Linked DNA regions of Homo sapiens: region 1 is linked to region 2. Evidence: chromatin loops called from intact Hi-C (ENCODE). Cell type or tissue: A673. All regions are shown on one strand. Each heading gives the region's core, and the rest is flanking DNA. Links, peaks and the distances in the headings are about the cores only.

What was found. Hi-C counts contacts between places; a loop is a spot of excess contacts. Peaks named below come from ENCODE experiments on the same cell type or tissue, not always from the same donor. Only the 100,000 strongest peaks of a DNase experiment are listed, where the experiment ranks them.
Region 1: it touches region 2 in a loop (4-fold over the local background); 4 of 110 quality-filtered maps call a loop at or near these places.

The regions. Positions count from the first base shown.
Region 1 is chr9:37,145,357-37,154,645 of GRCh38, forward strand. All of the region lies in intron 2 of ZCCHC7 (zinc finger CCHC-type containing 7), which reads left to right. Among named protein-coding and RNA genes, the nearest start is that of ZCCHC7, 29 kb to the left of the region's middle. RefSeq lists an enhancer at 4,417-4,918. In A673, for the core only: no CTCF peak of the experiment used is centred there; DNase peaks (open chromatin) are centred at 1,225 and 4,615; H3K4me3 peaks cover 655 bases; H3K27ac peaks cover 2,794 bases.
Region 2 is chr9:37,090,497-37,099,785 of GRCh38, forward strand. No RefSeq gene overlaps it. Among named protein-coding and RNA genes, the nearest start is that of ZCCHC7, 25 kb to the right of the region's middle. In A673, for the core only: no CTCF peak of the experiment used is centred there; no DNase peak of the experiment used is centred there.

The DNA.
Region 1 (9,289 bases), core at 844-8,843, 55 kb after region 2:
ATAATACTTTTATGTTTCTAGAAGTCTACTTCAGATTCTTGTACATACTTCTTAAGATTGTATTTAGTTTGCTGTGAATATGTAATTATCGTTCAGAAGGGGCACATACCAAAAAGCTCCAAAATTAAAAAACCTTTTCAGTTTCTAGGATAGAAACATAGATTGAGCTATTAAAAGCAGAACATTAGAGTTCTGGGATAAAGATAGTTGTCAGGTGTAAACAAGCCTTAATTGAAAAGGAGGCAGCCTAAAAGTTGATTCTTTATGCTATTATAAATAAGTAAAAATGCAAACTTGCTTGAGTTCAGAAAATAGGAGCATACCCAACTTTTAAAACTACTTATTAGATTGGTAGTTGCTTTAGATCCTTAACTTAAAAAAATTCTTATTAAAATCAGTGTTCAATTGAGTAATATTCCTCGTTTAATAGATTGAGATGCCTCAGTTAAATTTTGAACAAAAATTGTTCCTATAAATTGAATTGGAGATGCTGATCTGTTAAAAGCAAGGAATATAACCCAAAATTAAAATAGGAATTATTTTGCTAGTGGATAATTATCTTGGACAGTAGGTCTTATATCTTGTTGAAGTGTGTAGAACACACATTTTCACATTCATTCATCTTTAAGTGAATATACCTGTAGGCTGATTCAGACTTGGTATTTTATTTATTTTAAACATTAGAAATGATAAATACTAATTTAAGCAAGTGCGATTACTATTTTAACTCATTCTTCGAGAGTTGCTTCATTTATCTCAGAGTTTTTGGTGTACCTTATTTACCTTATTTAGATTATATCATTGTATTAAGTCCTTTGCTTACTGCTGTAGTTTTTTGGTACCTAGAATAATTTATTATGGAATTGAATATTAAAAATTTGACGATCCCAATAGTTATGAAGCTTACAGATTCTGTATGTAGGCTTTTTTCCTCCTTTGGTTTCAGGCATAATGAATGGATGGCCCTTGCTTTCTGATATTTGTGTATCCAATTTTCTGAGGAAACACTTTTCTACAAAGTCTGCATGTTTGATTGTTCTACATTTTTCTTTCATTATAATTTGAAAAGGACTTAGATCCTCCAAATGAAAAATGGCTGTCTTGGCCATATGGTAAATTAGGCCTGCTTTATTATTGTCTAATAATTAAGCCTCCCTTTACTTATCCCACCCTCGTTTTAAAAACTAAAAACGTGTGGTAGCTGTATTAGTTAGAACATTTTCAAGTAACAGGAAGTAATTCAGTGGTAACTTCCTCATGTGGTTTACTGTTTATCAAAAAGGAAAGTAGTTTCTTTTGAGAGAATAATGCAGTTTTTGCTGCTCAACATTTTCTCAAGCTCTTTGGAAAATAAGAGAGAAGTCTTTAATGTGCTTGTAATATGATAAGGACAGATTTAAAAATTTTGTTTCTCTTCTCATTACTTGGTGTTTGACTTCAGTGGAAGCTGAAAGAAGTAAATAGATGTTAAGTTGAAAATCTGCCTCAGTGTCAGATGCTCATATAATTTAAATAATTTAAAATTTGTGGGTACTTATATTGATTGACCTTATATTTTAAAAACATAGGGAATAACATCAACTATTTGTATCTTCTCTCTTAACTTAAAGTTGAATTAATTAACTTTAGCTATCTAATAGAGTAGGTCCAGAAATTAACATTCAAATAACAGTAGTAAGTATAGGTGAAGACCAGGCTATCCCAAAGATAATTCATTAGGACTTCTGTTTCTATAGTATCTTTCATATGATAGTAACTGTTGTAAACAATTGAATTATATATATCAATTTAATAAATAATTGCAATATTAAAAAGTTAGCCCCGATAATTTCTACCCAAACACCTCCAAATTATGCTACTTCAAAAACAGTTGAAGGGAAGTTTAGGAATATAATATAGTTTCATTTTAAGACCACTAGGATAATAGACATTGTAATGTAATGGAAAAACATTTTGTCCCATAAAAACCACTTTCATTTAATGCTTTGTTTTTCTGTCTAACCAGGTAATACCTAGCAAATACAGAAAGAGAGATAAAGCAAGCAAGCTGTTTTGAAAGTGTCTAATATTGGCTGATGTAGAGCTATAGGTGGGTGTATCTTATTATTCCATAAAATTAAAAATAAGAGTGGGGGGAAAAAACAAATCCCAAGAAAATAAATGGAAGGTGAGTGAAGAGTGAATAGAATAAAAATAGAGATCTAGTATTTCAGTCAGTCTGCTAGTTAAATTTTATATTCAGAGCTTTAACATTTTGGGCTTTTAAATTTCCTGCAGTGCACATGACTTTCTTTCATAAAAGATATGTCAATCATATTAGGAATAAAAGTAATAGCTCATATAGTGCTTTATTATTAGCATCTAAGAAACCACTGGTATTTGAGTAAATTGTAAGTTAGAATTGATTTTTTAATAGCTTTTTAATGCAGATCAAACATTTGTGGCTTTTGAATGAAAAATACTTATCAACTAATTTTTATTAGCATTGCATTTTTAAAAAAATCTACATTATAACATATTGGAGGTTGATTGAAAGGGAGTTTTTGCCTCCATTTTATAAAGATGCTCTGTAAGAGCACTGGTGATAATGATGTCTATTCCTGTATTTTTTGCTGACTTTTACCTGGTATCCTGTCAGTAATTGTTTTTTCATGTTGAGGAAGAAAAAAGAATCTATACTTGCATCTGTCAGTATTATTGTTGTTTTAACTTTATAGGTATATTGTAGACATTGAATTGAAAGATTTGTAAGCTTTTGGTTTTCTGTGATACTGATTGGGAACAAAGGCATAGATAATCAGAGACAGCAAATAATAGCCAAAAATATATATTTGATATGTATTCATTTAGCCAACAATAACTAGGGCCTTTTGTGAATCACTGTGCAAGATGTGCTGGTACTTACAAAGATGAATCAGGTATAGACCCTGACCCCACGGATCCTATGGCTTAATAGAAGAGGTAAGAGGTGAGTGGCATAATAGAGTCATGGGGTGCAGGAGAGGAAAGATACTGCTTTCATGAGGGGTAGAGGTGTGTGTCAGGGGAGATAAGGATATATCATGTTTAGAGGAACAACAGACTTTTAAAATTCTATTTTGAATTAGGTCGGTTTTTCTTAGACTGAGTTCCTCATTCTCCTAGGGTCCATTTGTAGGGAAAGGTTTTTTAGTTCTTAAATTATTTCTTAAATTTGTATTTTTATTTTGATGTTAAAAAGTGATCGTACCTGTTATAAAGGTAACACTTTGCAGTGATAACTCATAGATGAAAGACATTTGTTATAGGATGAGACTTCAGTTTCTTAAGTCAGTGTTTCTCATTGGGATTTTTGGACAGATATGATGTTCAAGAGAACTTTTTTTTTAAGGGGTTTATATATTTTCTAAGTTTGAGAAACAAAGGCTTAGGCTCATTTCATGTTACTTTGCACTGTCTAAACTACATTCTAATTGGTGGCAGAAAGTAGGTGGCCTAGAAATGTAAGTAGCAAATTTTTTTCAGGAGGTAAGGCAATTCAGCAAGGTAGTGGAGAGTTCACTGTCAGTTACCACTATTTAGGAGTTAAGTTGGTGGCAGTGCTGCTGAATGGGCACAGTTTGTTTGATTTTAAATGGTAATGAACTGTGAGTTTATTAAATAGAGGGTAAAAGTTCTAAATACATTCTGAACATAAACTAGACCCGTTAAAGTGGTTTGTGTTACAACCTACTCTATAGTGTCCTATACAGTAGTCAAAGCTTTTGTGTAATTGATTACTTCTGTGGTCCCAATGTTAATTTCTGCTTATAGTTTTGTAATAGCTTAATTTCATTAAAGTTAATTAAACATAGATTATCTTGTACAGTATGGTATAGAATTTTGTTCCATAAATTGGGAGAAACTCATAAGGAATAAATAAGTACTCTTTAATTTATAGTTCGGTGTTTCCAAAGAAATTTGGGCTTCACATTGGGTGAATTCATCACGATAGATTTAAGAATATCTGTATTGAATATCCCAAACATTGTACACTTTTGGGGGAACATCACTGAACAATATTTTCCTTTCCCACTTATTTTTTTTTAGCAGAAAAAAATACCCCCCTGTCCCCAACAAACAAAACTGATCAAAGTAAGAATTAGATCATGGCTTTCAATTCCTTAGACATTTTTTGAAGTCTCTCCAGGCTTTTAAGATGAGGAATTCCTAGGAATTACTATTCTTACTGGGGAAAAAGACTATTTTGATTACAGAGAGAAAATTAGGTGACATTTGCTCACATTATACATAGAATAGAATGATTCTAGTTCATCTGTAGATTCTTATTATAGTGTTTCGCATGTAATATATGCTACTTTAGGATAATATTTTATTACTGTTTGAGGTTCTTAATAGTTCATGTGTCAGCTTGCCTTTATATAAAAGTCTATGTAAGTTGCTTTGACAGACTTTAAATAAAAATGGGAAACACATAAATGCAGTGTTGCCATGTTCTCTTTTGTTTTGAGCAATTACAAGCATTTCTCATTTCCTGTGCACAGAAATTCCCTGAAAAATCAAGACGCTGCTAAAAGAGTCAAACTCTGAAAGAAATCCCAAAGATACATCACTGCTTGACGCAAACATTTTTAAGAAGTCACTGATTATAATGAACACAGCCTTTAATGGCAGTTTTTCATCTCCTTTTCACAAGAATGTGACAGAGTGTCATTAAGGTTTTAGAAATGAATGCTCCTAAGGAAAGGAGGATCACTAGGACTACAATGATGCTCAGTATGTGGCCATGGGATTCTCTGTTGGGCTCTTTTTAGGTTTTTAATCAGGTTGGAGAAGGGAGTTAGAGAGGAAAGGAATAGGAACAGACAAGAGCTTTAGGACACCTGTACACCACAGTATTTTACTTTCTCATTGATCTTCTAGATGTTGAATCCGTAAGGTTTAATATAGAAAGTCAAACAAGGTTCCAAATATTTTGAGGACCAGTAAACAAAATCAGCTCTAACTATATATATGTGGAAGCACATAATTTTTGCATTTAACTTAAAGTGTTTGGATATATTAAATCTGAAATTTCATTTAAATAGTAATTCCAGTTCTGCTCTAAGGATATTGTTTTAACCCATTGTTCTTTTCTATGGTGACAGTGATTGCCCTTGATGTATTCTGCAGGTCAGTCAGATTGTATCACAGAAGAGGGCACATAATAAATGTGAGCCAGAAACAGCTATGTCTCAGTACAGGAACAGAAAAGCATATTTTTGCATCACACATTAAAATAACACCCAGAAGGCATTGCATCACATATAAATGTAAATCTTTTCTAGAGGGGTGTAGCATGGAAAGAAGGGTTCAGCCAAAATGTCCTCTTAAGTTTTTTAACAATAACAAACACTATAAAGCTCATATTTAATGAGTAATAATTAATGTCTATGAAGTTTGTTTTATGAGTTTTTAAAATTACAGAATATTGTAATAAATAATGTAAAATATTACAAAATATGCTGTGCTTGAGAAGATATTTTTCCAGGTTAGAAAGTTACAGTTTTTCTGAGCAGGTGTTTTCTGTGAATCTCTGTAGCATTGGAATTTATAGAGATATAACTTTTCTATTTCTGTGGGGTTTTTTTGTTTTTTTTTTTTTTTTGAGACGGAGTCTTGCTCTGTTGCTCTGGCTGGAGTGCAGTGGAGCCATCTCAGCTCACTGCAAGCTCCGCCTCCCGGGTTTACGCCATTCTCCTGCCTAAGCCTCCCGAGTAGCTGGGACTACAGGCGCCTGCCACCACGCCCGGCTAATTTTTTTTGTATTTTTAGCAGAGACGGGGTTTCACCGTGTTAGCCAGGATAGTCTCGATCTCCTGACCTCGTGATCCACCCGCCTCGGCCTCCCAAAGTGCTGGGATTACAGGCGTGAGCCACCGTGCCCGACCGATTTATCTATTTCTTTTTTCCATTTGAAGTCAGAAAGAAATTGCTAGAATCCTTCAAGTCTTTCTCAGTGAGAGTAAACCTTTTCTGTATATAAAACGATCATTCTGTATACTTCATTTTACTTTGAGTTTTTTAGACATTAAAGCTGACACTGGAAAGGGTAGCTTTTATTTTACTTTTTGACTTAGCTACTTAGGTTGTATGAACAATTATAAAATCATCTTCATATGTTAAATCTGTAACAAATTCTTTTTCTGGCTGGGTGTGGTGGCTCACGCCTGTAATTCCAGCACTTTGGGAGCCTGAGGCAGGTGGATCACCTGAGGTCAGGAGCTTGAGACCAGCCTGGCAAACATGGTGAAACCCTGTTTCTACTAAAAATACAAAAATTAGCCTGACGTGGTGGTGCACACCTGTAATCTCAGCTACTTGGGAGCCTGGGGCAGGAGAATCACTTGAACCTGGGAGGCGGAGGTTGCAGTGAGCCGAGATTGTGCCACTGCACTCCAGCCTGGACAACAGGGTGAGACTCCATCTCAAAGAAAAAAAAAATCTTTTTTCTTCGACTCTAAGATGATGTTGAGGCTTTTTTGAGCTCTGAATGTAAACTTAGATCCTGTGGGTTGTTTCTTAGTATACTTTCTGGTAGCTCAGTGCTACATTAGCAGTTCTTTATTTTGGCATTGTATTTCCTCACACAAAGTAAAAAGTCTCATAAATCTTCCTCCTTTTAAAAAAATGAATTGAGACCAACAGTTTTCTAATCTGATCTGGCAACCTGGGCTTCAGTAAGGGCAGACTAACAGTAATGGTAGTATGTAGTAGAAAGAGATTGAAAGAATTTCTCTCCCTGGAGTGCTCTAAAGAAAGATTTCCAAATAGCTATAGAAAATTAAATAACTTGCTTTGAATTAGGTAGGAAAATAAACTTGAACTTCCCCCTTTCTTCATTTGTGTTTTGTTTGCTGTTTTTTGTTTTTTTTTTTAATTTTAGAAAAATTGGTTTACAGAAAAATTGCAAAGATAGTGCAGGGAGTTGTCATGTGCCCTGTATTCAGTTTTTCCCATTAGTAGCATCTTATATTAATTGGCTACATTTGTCAAAATTAATGCATCAATATTAACGACTTATTAACTAAAGTCCATACATTATTCAGATTTCTTTAGTTTTTACCTAATGTTCTTTTTCTTTTCTAGGATCCTGTTCAGGACACCACATTACATTTAGTTGTCATGTCTCCTTAGGCTTCTCTTGGCTGTGGCAGTTTCTCAGACTTTCCTTTTTTTTGATGACCATGTCAGTTTTGAGGAATGTTAGGTATTTTATAGAATGTCCCCAAATTAGGATTTGTTTGATGTTTTTATTATCATTAGACTGCATGTATGGGTTTTGGGAGGAAGACAGAAATAAAGTAGCATTCTTATCACATCAAGTATAAAATGCTATCAGCATGATTTGTCATTGATGTTAGCCTTGATTACCTTGCTGAGGTCGTGTTTGTCTGGTTTCTCTACTGTGAAGGTATTCTTTTTTCCCCCCTTCTTCCCAAACAGTATTCTTTGGAAGGAAGTCACTATACACAGCCCATACTTAAGGAAGAGAGTGTTATGCTCTACCTTCTTGAGGGTGAAATATCTATAAAAATTATTTGGAATTCTTCCTATGGGTGATTTGTCTGTTCTTGCCCATTCATTCATTCTTATTTGTATCAACTTGTGGATATTTACTTTACATTTTGGGTTATAATTTAATAGTACTTTATTGTGTTGCTTAAATTGTTCTAGCTTTGACCTTTGGGAGTGCTTTCAGTTGGCTCCTATGTTTCTTTAATATACTCCTATCTTTTTTCCTTAATTTTATTTTTTAAAATTTTATTTTTATTTACTATTATTATTGATTGATTGATTGATTGATTGATTTAGAGATGGAGTCTTGCTCTTTTGCCCAGGCTGGAGTGCACTGGTGTGATCTCGGTTCACTGCAACCTCCGCCTCCCAGGTTCAAGCAATTCTCCTGCCTCAGCCTCCCAAGTAGCTGGGATCATAGGTGCCCGCCACCATGCCTGGCTAATTTTGGTATTTTTAGTAGACACAGGGTTTCACCATGTTGGCCAGGCTGGTCTCGAACTCCCAACCTCAGGTGATCCGCCAGTCTCAGCCTACCAAAGTGCTGGGATTACAGGTGTGAGCCACCACACCCTGCCTGTTGTTATTATTTGTGGTTATTTTTTAGGGTCAGGGTTCACTCTGTTTCCCAGGCTGGTCTCGAACTCCTAAGCTCAAGTGATTCTCCTGCCTCGGCCTCCCAAAATGTTGGGATTAAGGTATGAGCCACTGCACCTGGCCTTTCTTTCTTTCTTTCTTTTTTTTTTAAACATCAGATAGTGGAGCAATAATATTGGTCATCAGTGTTTCTTTTCTTTTTTAAAGCACTTCGTTACTTCCTGGCACTGCAAGATGCTACCGCTCATCTTGTTTCTTTCTTTCCCCAGACCTAGAATCAGCTATTTCTGAAAGGAGTCCTGGTTTCTTTAATTGGAGAATGATATTAGAAACCAAAATCTGGGTGCTCAGTGTTTGTCTTAATATAGTTTGACTCAATGGATTGAGTCAAATCATAGGTAATTTTTGTTTGCTTTTGGAGACAAGGTCTTGCTCTGTCATCCAGGCTAGAGTGCAGTGGTACAATCACGGTTCATTGCAGCCTCAATCTTCAAGTTCTAAGTGATCCTCACACCTCAGCCTCCCAAGTAGATGAGACCACAGGCATGCACCATCATGCCCAACTAATTTTTTGATTTTTTGTAGAGATGAGGTCTCACTCTGTTGCCCAGGCTGGTCTAGAACTCCTGGCCTCAAGTGTCCTCCCGCCTCAGCCTCCCAAAGTAGCTGGAATTACAGGATGAGCCACTCCGCCTGGCTCTTTGGGGATCTTGATTACTCTTGAGAGTGGAGGGGTGTCAACTCTTCTTTCCTTCTTTATTACCTGTAATGAAAATAACAGTGCTTACCTTGGGGTTTGTGAGTATGAAATGAAATAATGCATGTGATGAACTTAACCACCATCTTGCATTGACTGTATTATTGCTAACCCATTTTGAGAGATGAACTGTTTGAATATCAAGGTGTCATGTAGGCAAGAATATTGTATAAATATAAGCTTGTTTAGAATTCTGTGTCATTAATTGCATTTACTCTATCAGTTAATTAGAGATTCTTTTTTGTTGGCTTTTTTTGAGACAGTGTCACTTCGTCACCTAGGTTGGAGTGCAGGGGTGCCATCACAGCTCACTATAGCCCCGACCTCCTGGGCTTAAGAAATCCTCTCACCTTATCCCCCAAGAGGCTGGGACTAAGGGTGCACACCACCATGCCTGGG
Region 2 (9,289 bases), core at 323-8,322:
AAAAAACTGTATATCTTTGTACCCTCTTTCTTAAATTTATTTTATTTATTTATTTATTTATTTATTTATTTATTTATTTATTTTAGACAGAGTTTCGCTCTTATTGCCCAGGCTGGAGTGCAGTGGCGCAACCTTGGCTCACTGCAACCTCTAACTCCCAGGTTCAAGCAATTCTCCTGCCTCAGCCTCCCGAGTAGCTGGGATTACAGGTGCTCGTCACCACGCCTGGCTAATTTTTTGTATTTTTAGTAGAGATAGGGTTTCACCATGTTGGCCAGGCTGGTCTCGAACTCCCGACCTCAGGTGATCCGCGTGCCTCGGCCTCCCAAAGTGCTGGGATTACAGGCATGAGCCACTGTGCCCAGCTTCCCTCTTTCTTAATAAGTTGTGGAATACTATGTGCTCTTTTAAAATGATTGATGAATAGTAGTATACTTGTGACAATCTTTTTTTTTTTGAGACAGAGTCTTGCTCTGTCGCCCAGGCTGGAGTGCAGTGGTGCAATCTGGGCTCACTGCAATCTCCGCCTCCCAAGTTCAAGCAATTCTCCTGCCTCAGCCTTCTGAGTAGCTGGGATTACAGGCATGCGCCACCATGCTCAGCTAATTTTTGTATTTTTAGTAGAGACGGGGTTTCACCATGTTGGTCAGGCTGGTCTCAAACTCCTGACCTTGTGATCCGCCCGCCTCGGCCTCCCAAAGTGCTGGGATTACAGGCGTGAGCCACTGCGCCCGGCCCACTTCTGACAGTCTTAAAATGTATTTTAAACAAATAAAAAAGTCTAATTCCACTTTCAGAAGCATGCTTTGTTCTTGTTCCTGGTCATAATGTTTCTTTCTCATTTAATAATTTTGAAGATTTAGGTTTAGCAAAAAATTATTAGGCTCAGGACTTTTTTTTTTTTTTTTTTTTTGAGATGGGGTCTCGCTCTGTTGCCCAGGCTGGATGGCAGTGGCATGATCTCGGCTCACTGCAACCTCTGTCTCCTGAGTTCAAGCAATTCTCCTGCCTCAGCCTCCCAAATAGCTAGGATTACAGACATGCATCACCACCCCCAGCTAATTTTTGTATTTTTAGTAGTTTTTAGTAGAGTCGGTTTTCACCATGTTGGCCAGGCTGGGCTCGAACTCCCAACCTCAAGCAGTCCTCCCGTCTTAGCCTCCCAAAGTGCTGGGATTACAGGCGTGAGCCACCGTGCCTGGCTAGGTTCAGGATTTTAAAAGAATATTTGTTTTGAAAATGGAAGAATACAACATTTTTAAGAGTTGAAGATGGCATATTCCTAGTTTGTGAGTCTTGTGGTATGTTATCGTAGAGCTCCTTCAATATGTATAATTTGGAACACAGCCCCTTTAGTTTGTCAGCATTTGGCACATACGGGATACCTAACAGATCGTAGGTAAATTTAATTAGAATTCTGTTTTTGTGTATAGAGTACAGCTCTTTACATAGTATGATTTGAAGTGAAATAATGGCTTAAGGTAAGTGGCTTTTGAAATTGAAATGAAATTATGGCTTCAACAACTTAGGGCAGTAAGTCTTCTAACTGTTTTATGTCAAATCCTTTTTCTCCCAAAAACATGTACATAACAGTTTTAGATACAATTTAACAGGATGGAGAACTCATCTAGAGGCAGTTGCTGAATTCCTGACGTTTATTAGGCACTCAACCAAGACTTGATAACTAATTAAAATTTGAGTAGAGTGGGTTACCTATTTGAATTTTAGGTTTTCAAATATATATTTTATTTGATCTGGGTCTTCACATATGCAGGTTTTTTCCCCCTGTGTGAGTTAATTTCCAACTTGCCTGGCTGACACCTACTTATCTCTCAAATATCGGTTTAAAAGGTCACTTCTGAATGAGGTGTAATGGTCATAGGTTCTCAATTAGTGGTTGTTGTTGGGTCTGTTAGAATTCTGCAGTAGTTAGCTTTGATTTTGGGTAACTTAATTACTTTATTGGTAAAAAATACATTTTTTTCCATTAAAGTTATAAAGCTAAAATGAGAGAATGAGTAGACTTAACATAATAGGCAAATATTTTGATAAAAGTCTTCATAACTACATGATAAGTTCATGATCATTGTGGCAAACATGGGCTTATACCTTCCACTATGGTTTTTTCTGTTTTTGGTTTGTTTGTTTGTTGTTTTTCTTTTGAGACGAGGTCTCTCACTCTGTTGCCCAGGCTGGAGAGCAATGGTGTGATCATGGTTCACTGCAGCTTTGACCCCAGGCGGAAGCAATCCTCTCAAATAGCTGGAACTATAGACATGTGCCACCATACCCAGTTAATTTTTGTATTTTTTGTAGAGATAGGATTTTGCCTTTAGGATATTGCTACAACCACCACTGTGAAACCACAGGCCCATATGCTAAAACAGCCCTGGGAGACAGTTGACTCCTCCCCTTCTCCCATTTTGCAGATGGAGACACTAAGGCCCAGAGAAGGAAATAGAATTGCCAAAGGTTCTACAGTGAGTTCATGGGAGGGGCAAGACTAATGAGAAAAGGGACATCTCTTGGACATCACTGGGCACTGTGCTTTGCATACATGATCATATTCCATCCTCAAAACAAACCTGTGCAGCAGGTTTTGTTAGTACTCCGGTTTCACAGATGAAGCCTCAACTCTGAGGCTCAGACACTGGGAAGTTGCCCAGGATCACACAGTTAGGAGATGGCAGAGCTGGAATTTGAAAGCCAGTCTGATTTTCCACACAAATCGTTTGACCACTAACACTTTCGGGTTGCCTAAAACCCAGGCCCCGTCTCCCCACTCCCCTAAGTCCACTCTATCCCTGTAGTCCTCCATTATGTTACATTGACTCCTAAAGAAAAAAGATCCAGATGGTCACAGCTTTGGAGGATTTGCAAAGCACTTCTGTGCCTTCCTGCACATCATCTCAGGAGATCCTGATACCAGACCGAGCTTGTAGCCTGGCCAGAAATAGCATGCTCATTTCACAAAGCAAGAACTGTTGGGTTTCCTTCAATCTAATGATTTCACCACCATCTGTGCGATAGCTGAGCAAAGTCAACAGGTTGATAAACTCCTGTGGTAGGAATGGGGACCCATGACCTGCCAATAGGGAAGAACAGACATACGGAACTTGGCCAGGGAAACTTAATCCAGAAGAAAAAAGTGTATTTTCTCTCCTTATATGTTTTAAATAGAATAATGAGAATCCTGGATTTTATTTTATTTTTTTAATTAAAATTAATTAATTTATTTTGAGACGGACTCTAGCTCTATTGCCCAGGCTGGAGTGCAGTGTCCCAGTCTCAGCTCACTGCAACCTCTGCTTCCCGGGTTCAAACGATTTTCCTGCCTCAGCCTCCCAAGTAGCTGGGACTATAGGCGCCCACCAACACGCCTGGCTAAGTTTTGTAATTTTAGTAGAGACGGGGTTTTGCCATGTGGCCAGGCTGAGATAATCCTGATTTTAAAAACTCAACTCTAGTGTTTATATTTTAATTTATTCTCAGAAGGGTAGGAGGGTCTAGAGGAAATGCAAAATGTGAGTCTTATTTTATGATTTGCTATGGTAAGGCACATTTAATCCCGTTCTTCAGTGAAAGGATTTACGAAGGATACAACACAATGTACCTGTCTGTTGCCTTCATTGTATTTTTTCCCAGATTTTTATTTAGTTTGCAATGTTACAACAATAAGGGAAATTAAAAGGAAAGAAAATTATCCATAATCCTACCACCCTAACAAATGAACTGTTCAGTGTTCCTCTTACTTCAGGCAAAATTTACATAGGTGATTTATGAGTGTAGTTACAGCCTCGCATTCATTCGGCTTTCACACCTGACAGTTTATCATTATAATGCCACAGGTTTTCATGATTATCATTTAAAAATAAATGTTTTAATATTTTAATGGCTGCTTAATACTCTTTTAAGTGGATATATCATTCCCTAGTATTATATATTTAGAAGGACTCCCGTTTTTCACTATCACAGATAATCCCAAAGTGCATGTCTTCATACATATCACATTCTCCTATTTTTGCCATTTCTTTAAAATCCCCAGATCTAGATTTTGCTGGGTCAAAGGGCCTGAATGCTTGCATGGCTCTTGATATATATGGGCAAATCGCTTTGCCAAATGATTTTATACATTTACTTTGCCTCTAGTAATGGATGAGGAGGATAGTCTCATACCATGCTCTTGCCACAACCAAGGGAAATCTACCAACAAATGAAATGTAACTTGATAAGCAATGTTTTTACTTCATTTTGACAAATGGCTTGACAAGCCTGTCGCAGGCTCTCTATTCTCTTATCTCTGTTGCTGTCATAAATTAAGTGCCTATACCAAGAATCTGGGAATGAGGCAAAGCAATTATTATACCCATTTTATAGCTGGGGAAACTGAGTCTCAAATCAGGGTTTTTCCCAATAGGCTGGACAGTGAGTAAGTGGAAGTGCTGAGACTTTGGTAATATCATCAACTGTTGTGAACCAAAGATGATGCATTGGTTCCTTATAACCTCCTGGAAGGTCTTCTGGGTTTTGAAGCTAGGAAAGCATGTTCACATCAGGTACATTTGTAACTTTTTTTCAGCAGACCTCATAGGCCTTCCAGCCTCCAATTGCTACTCAAATCATGGGCTTACTTTGGAGGAGACTTTTGATATATTTTGTTTGCCAGAGAATCTGTGACTTTCAGAGCTGGAGGGAACATCAGAGATAATCTCATTCTACTGGGAGAATGGAGATGGAGAAACAGTCCCAAAGAAGAGAAAGGATTTTTCCAGGTTCATTCACGGAGCTGACAGCAGAGTTAGGATCTACATTCTGGTTTAAAATGGTGCCTAGGCCGGGTACCATGACTCACACCTGTAATCCCAGCACTTTGGGAGGCCAAAGCAGGTGGATGTGCTTGAGCTGAAGAGCTGAGACAAGCCTGGGCAAAATGGTGAAACCCTGTCTCTACAAAAACACAAAAATAGCAGGGTGTGATGGTGCATGCCTGTAGTCCCAGTTACTTGGGGGGCTGAGTCAAGAGAATAACTTGAGCCCAGGAGGTTGAGGCTGCCATGAGCCATGTTTGCACCATTGCACTCCAGCCTGGGTGACAGAGACCCTGTCTCAAAAACAAACAAATAAATAAATAATGAAAAAAAACTACTTTAAAAATGTTGCCTAGAGCATATAATTGGGCAACTTGTATATTGTGAGATATTCAAAAATGAGCATTTTTTCTTTTCTTTTTTTTTTTTTTTGAAATGGGGTCTCACTCTGTCGCCCAGGCTGGAGTGCAGTGGCAGTCATGGCTTACTGCAACCTCACCTCCCAGGCTCAAGCGATCCTCCCATCTCAGACTCCTGAGTAGCTGGGACTACAGGAAAATGGCACCAAGTCCAGCTAATGTTTTGCATTTTGGTAGAGATGGGGTTTCACCATGTAGTCCAGGCTGGTCTTGAACTGCTTTCCTAGGCTCTGCTCTCAGCTCCTGAGCTCAAGCAATCCGCCTGCCTTAGCCTCCCAGAGTGCTGGGATTACAGGCGTGAGCCACTGCGCCTGGTCCTTAAGTGAACAGTTTTTAAAAGCAGTGAGAACCATTTGAGAAACACTGGATACCTTATGTTTCTTTTGGAGATCCCTGGTGAAATAGTCTGGGTAACAATATGTTAATGTGAAACAGATTTTTTTAAATTAAAGGATTTGCCATAGTCTGCTACCCAAAATGACAATTTTTTATTATTTAGTTTTAGTGTTTTGTGGGTATTTGGTTGGGCTTGTTTGTTTATTTTTACTTTGAGGAAATATATCCTATTTATTAGATTTTACTTTTAGCATGTGTTGTTTATTTATTTATTTACTTATTTTTTACCTGGTAATCAGTGTCACTGTATACTTGCAGAGGTATGTGTACACTTAACAGTATATCTTGGTGATTGTTCCACACTGGTACTTTAAGGGCTTCCTTGTTGTTCTTCATATATTTTTCCTGCAGTGGGGTATTCTGATCAATATGTATTTGAATCTCTAATTGGAATATAGTCTCTACCCTCAGGGAGCTTATAGTCTCCTGGAAAAATGAGGTGTGTTCATTATGGCTGCTGAAAGAAGGGAGCAGGTGCACTGGGAAGAGATACAAAGTTTGGCTGGAAACAGTGGCTCATGCCTGTAATTTCAACATTTTGAGAAGCAGAGGTGGGTGCATCACTTGAGCTCAGGAGTGTGAAGACCAGCCTGGGCAACATGGTGAATCCTAAAAATACAAAAATTAGCCAGGCGTGGTGGTGCACGTCTGTAATTGCAGCTACTCCAGTGGCTGAAGCATGAGGATCACCTGAACCTGGGAGGCGGAGGTTACAGTGAGCCAAGATCACACCACTGCACTCCAGTGTGGGGCGACAGAGCAAGACTGTCTCAAAAAAAAAAAAAAAAAAAAATGGAGAGAGAGAGATAAAATGTAGTAGGCAAGAAGAGAAAAGAGATCATCTCAGCTGGTTTTGGATATTGGACATGAGCTCAAACCTGAGAACTGAGAAGCTGTCTGCTGCAGGTGAGTCTGGATGATGGACAGTGACAAGCAGTTATTCATGTGTGAATCTGGTCAACATGAACATTTAGATGCTGAACACAAAAGCTTGATTTTTATTAGCTATATTTGTTGCCCATATATTGGAACAGATCTTAAAGTGGAAGTCAGACGTGTATTATCAGATATCATTTGGAGTAATGAGTGTATTTTCCTAATCTTTCCAACACCAACCTAAAAACTCATGTCAAAAGCATGCATACTAATTAATTTGTTTTCCATATAGTAATAAGATTAACAACCTCGCATTTACATGGGGTACTGAGTCATGCTCAAATAAAACAAGTTCTAATGAGAAAAATTGAATGTGGCAGCAAATCATGTCCCACCCAGCAATCCAGGTTTATGTGTGTTTTTCTGTCTTTCCTACACATATTTTTGTCAGGATCTCACTGTAAACAAGATGATTTCTTTCATGTTGCTTAGGTGAATTTGTTTAGTGAACCACAAAGTCACTGTAAATATTGCACAAATCTGAGTGCCTTGCAGTGTGGCTGGGAATCTTTTAACCTGCTTCAAAAAATGAAATGTGTTCACTGAAAGAACCATATTGGGAGAAAACACTCTTAACATATCAAGGCTCTTAGATATGCAGGCTGGCTCAATTCTATACTGGACAATAGAAGAATTTGTGGTGGAATAACGTGACCTTGTACAGTCACTCTACCTCACCTAATCTGGGCCTCAGTTTCTTCCTCTCAACTGGACAGAGTCGGCTAGGTCTGTGATTGTCCTACCTACTAATCATCAGAATCAGCAGAGGGTGGAGGGTGGCAAGTGAGAGCTTTAAAAAATACATGTGGAGGCCGGGCGTGGTGGCTCACCCCTGTAATCCCAGCACTTTGGGAGGCTTGAGGCAGGCGGATCACGAGGTCAGGAGTTTGATACCCTCCTGGCCAACATAGTGAAATCCTGTCTCCACTAAAAATACAAAAATTAGCTGGGTGCAGTGGCACACTGTAATTCCAGCTACTCAGGGGCACAAGAATCGCTTGGGCCCGGGAGGCAGAGGTTGCAGTGAGCCGAGATCACACCACTGCATTCCTGCCTGGGCGACAGCGAGATTCTGTCTCAAAAAAAAAAAAATGCAAACAAAACACATGGCCAACCTGTCCTACTAAATTCCAGTCCTACTAGACCCCAAAACCCCAGTCTCTGAGGGTTGGGGCTCCCAGAGTTTCTATTTTTAAAAATAAATTTCTCATGTGATTTGATGATCAACCAGGTTTGGGACCCTCTGGACTAGACAGATTACCACTAAGATCTTTTCCAGATTTCATGACCATCAAAACTGATTATTCTAAAAACTCATCTTGGAAAATACCGTTGTGTGTCTGGGTGGAAGAACGCTGGTAAGGGAAGTAGGAAGCTGGATTCGAGTCCTAGGGCTCCCCTCAAGCTATCCAGGGGACACTGGAAAAGCCACTTCACTCTGGACCTTAGTATCTTCATCCACAAAGTAAAGGCACTGGAGCAGGCAGTGTCAGGGCCCTTCCTCTCACATTCTGCAGCCTAATTAATTCTGATTCCTTTGAGATTCATTGTTTGCACATAAACCACCCTTAGGTGACTGAATACAGAGACTGGTCAGTGAGACTGGTTGGGTTCATCTGCGGTAGCCTACCCATTCTTCCTGAGGCCCAGGGAGTCTCTTCTGCCTTGCACCTTCGGTGGGTCCCACCCCTCCACCTCTTTCAGAGGGGCTGAGGGTGTGTTCTGGCCCAGAGCCAGGCACTTCCTCAACCCTCACTCCTTTCCTCCATTTAGGACTCAACTCATTTCAGCTTTTCCTGTTCCTCCAAGACAAGATCTATGAAAGATCCCCGATACCTTATCCCCCACATTCCCAGCCCAGAGATCCCCTACACAGTAAATCCCCAAAAGTATCTGAGAAATGAATGAATGATTGAGTGAACAAATGTCATATCAGCTTCTTTCCAGCTGTAACATTCAATGCCTCTGTCCTCAGAGGGTTCATCCTCAGTGAGGTGAAAGAAGACAAAGTCTTGTCAGGTCTAGATACGGCATAGGACCATGCAAAGAGTGGGCCACTTCTGCCAAACGTTGAGCCTATTAGTTTTACTAACTTCATATGGATGGGATTATACTGGATGTATTCACTGTGTCATGCTGCCTTTTTTTTTTCTTTTTTTTTTTTAATTTCCAGACACAGTTTCACTCTGTCCTCCAAGCTAGAGTGCAGTAGTGCGACCTTGGCTCACTAGAACCTCCACCTCCCGGGTTCAAGCGATTCTCATGCCTTAGCCTCCTGAGTCGCTGGAATTACAGGTGCGTGCCACCATGGCCAGCTAATTTTCCTATTTTTAGTTGAGACAGGGTTTCACCATTTGGCCAGGTTGGTCTCGAACTCCTGCATCAAGTGATCTGTAGACCTCGGCCTCCCAAAGTGCTGGGATTACAGGCGTGAGCCACTGTGCCTGGCCTGTGTCTTGCTTCTTTCAACCAACATTATATTCTATATACTTGCTAGGATGGGGGTTATTAGCATTCACTTTTAATTACTCATTAAAGTATATACATATGCTTTGTGCATATTCAGTATCTGCACTATACTTCACAATAAAAGAAGAATTGAGGGAGTCCAAGACGATTGCTGTTTGTTTTCAAGAGACAACCTAGAATGAGTGTTCTCTTTTAGCCACTTTTAGAAAAAGTGGCTGGGCATGGTGGTTCACATCTGTAGTCCCAGCACTTTGTGAGGAT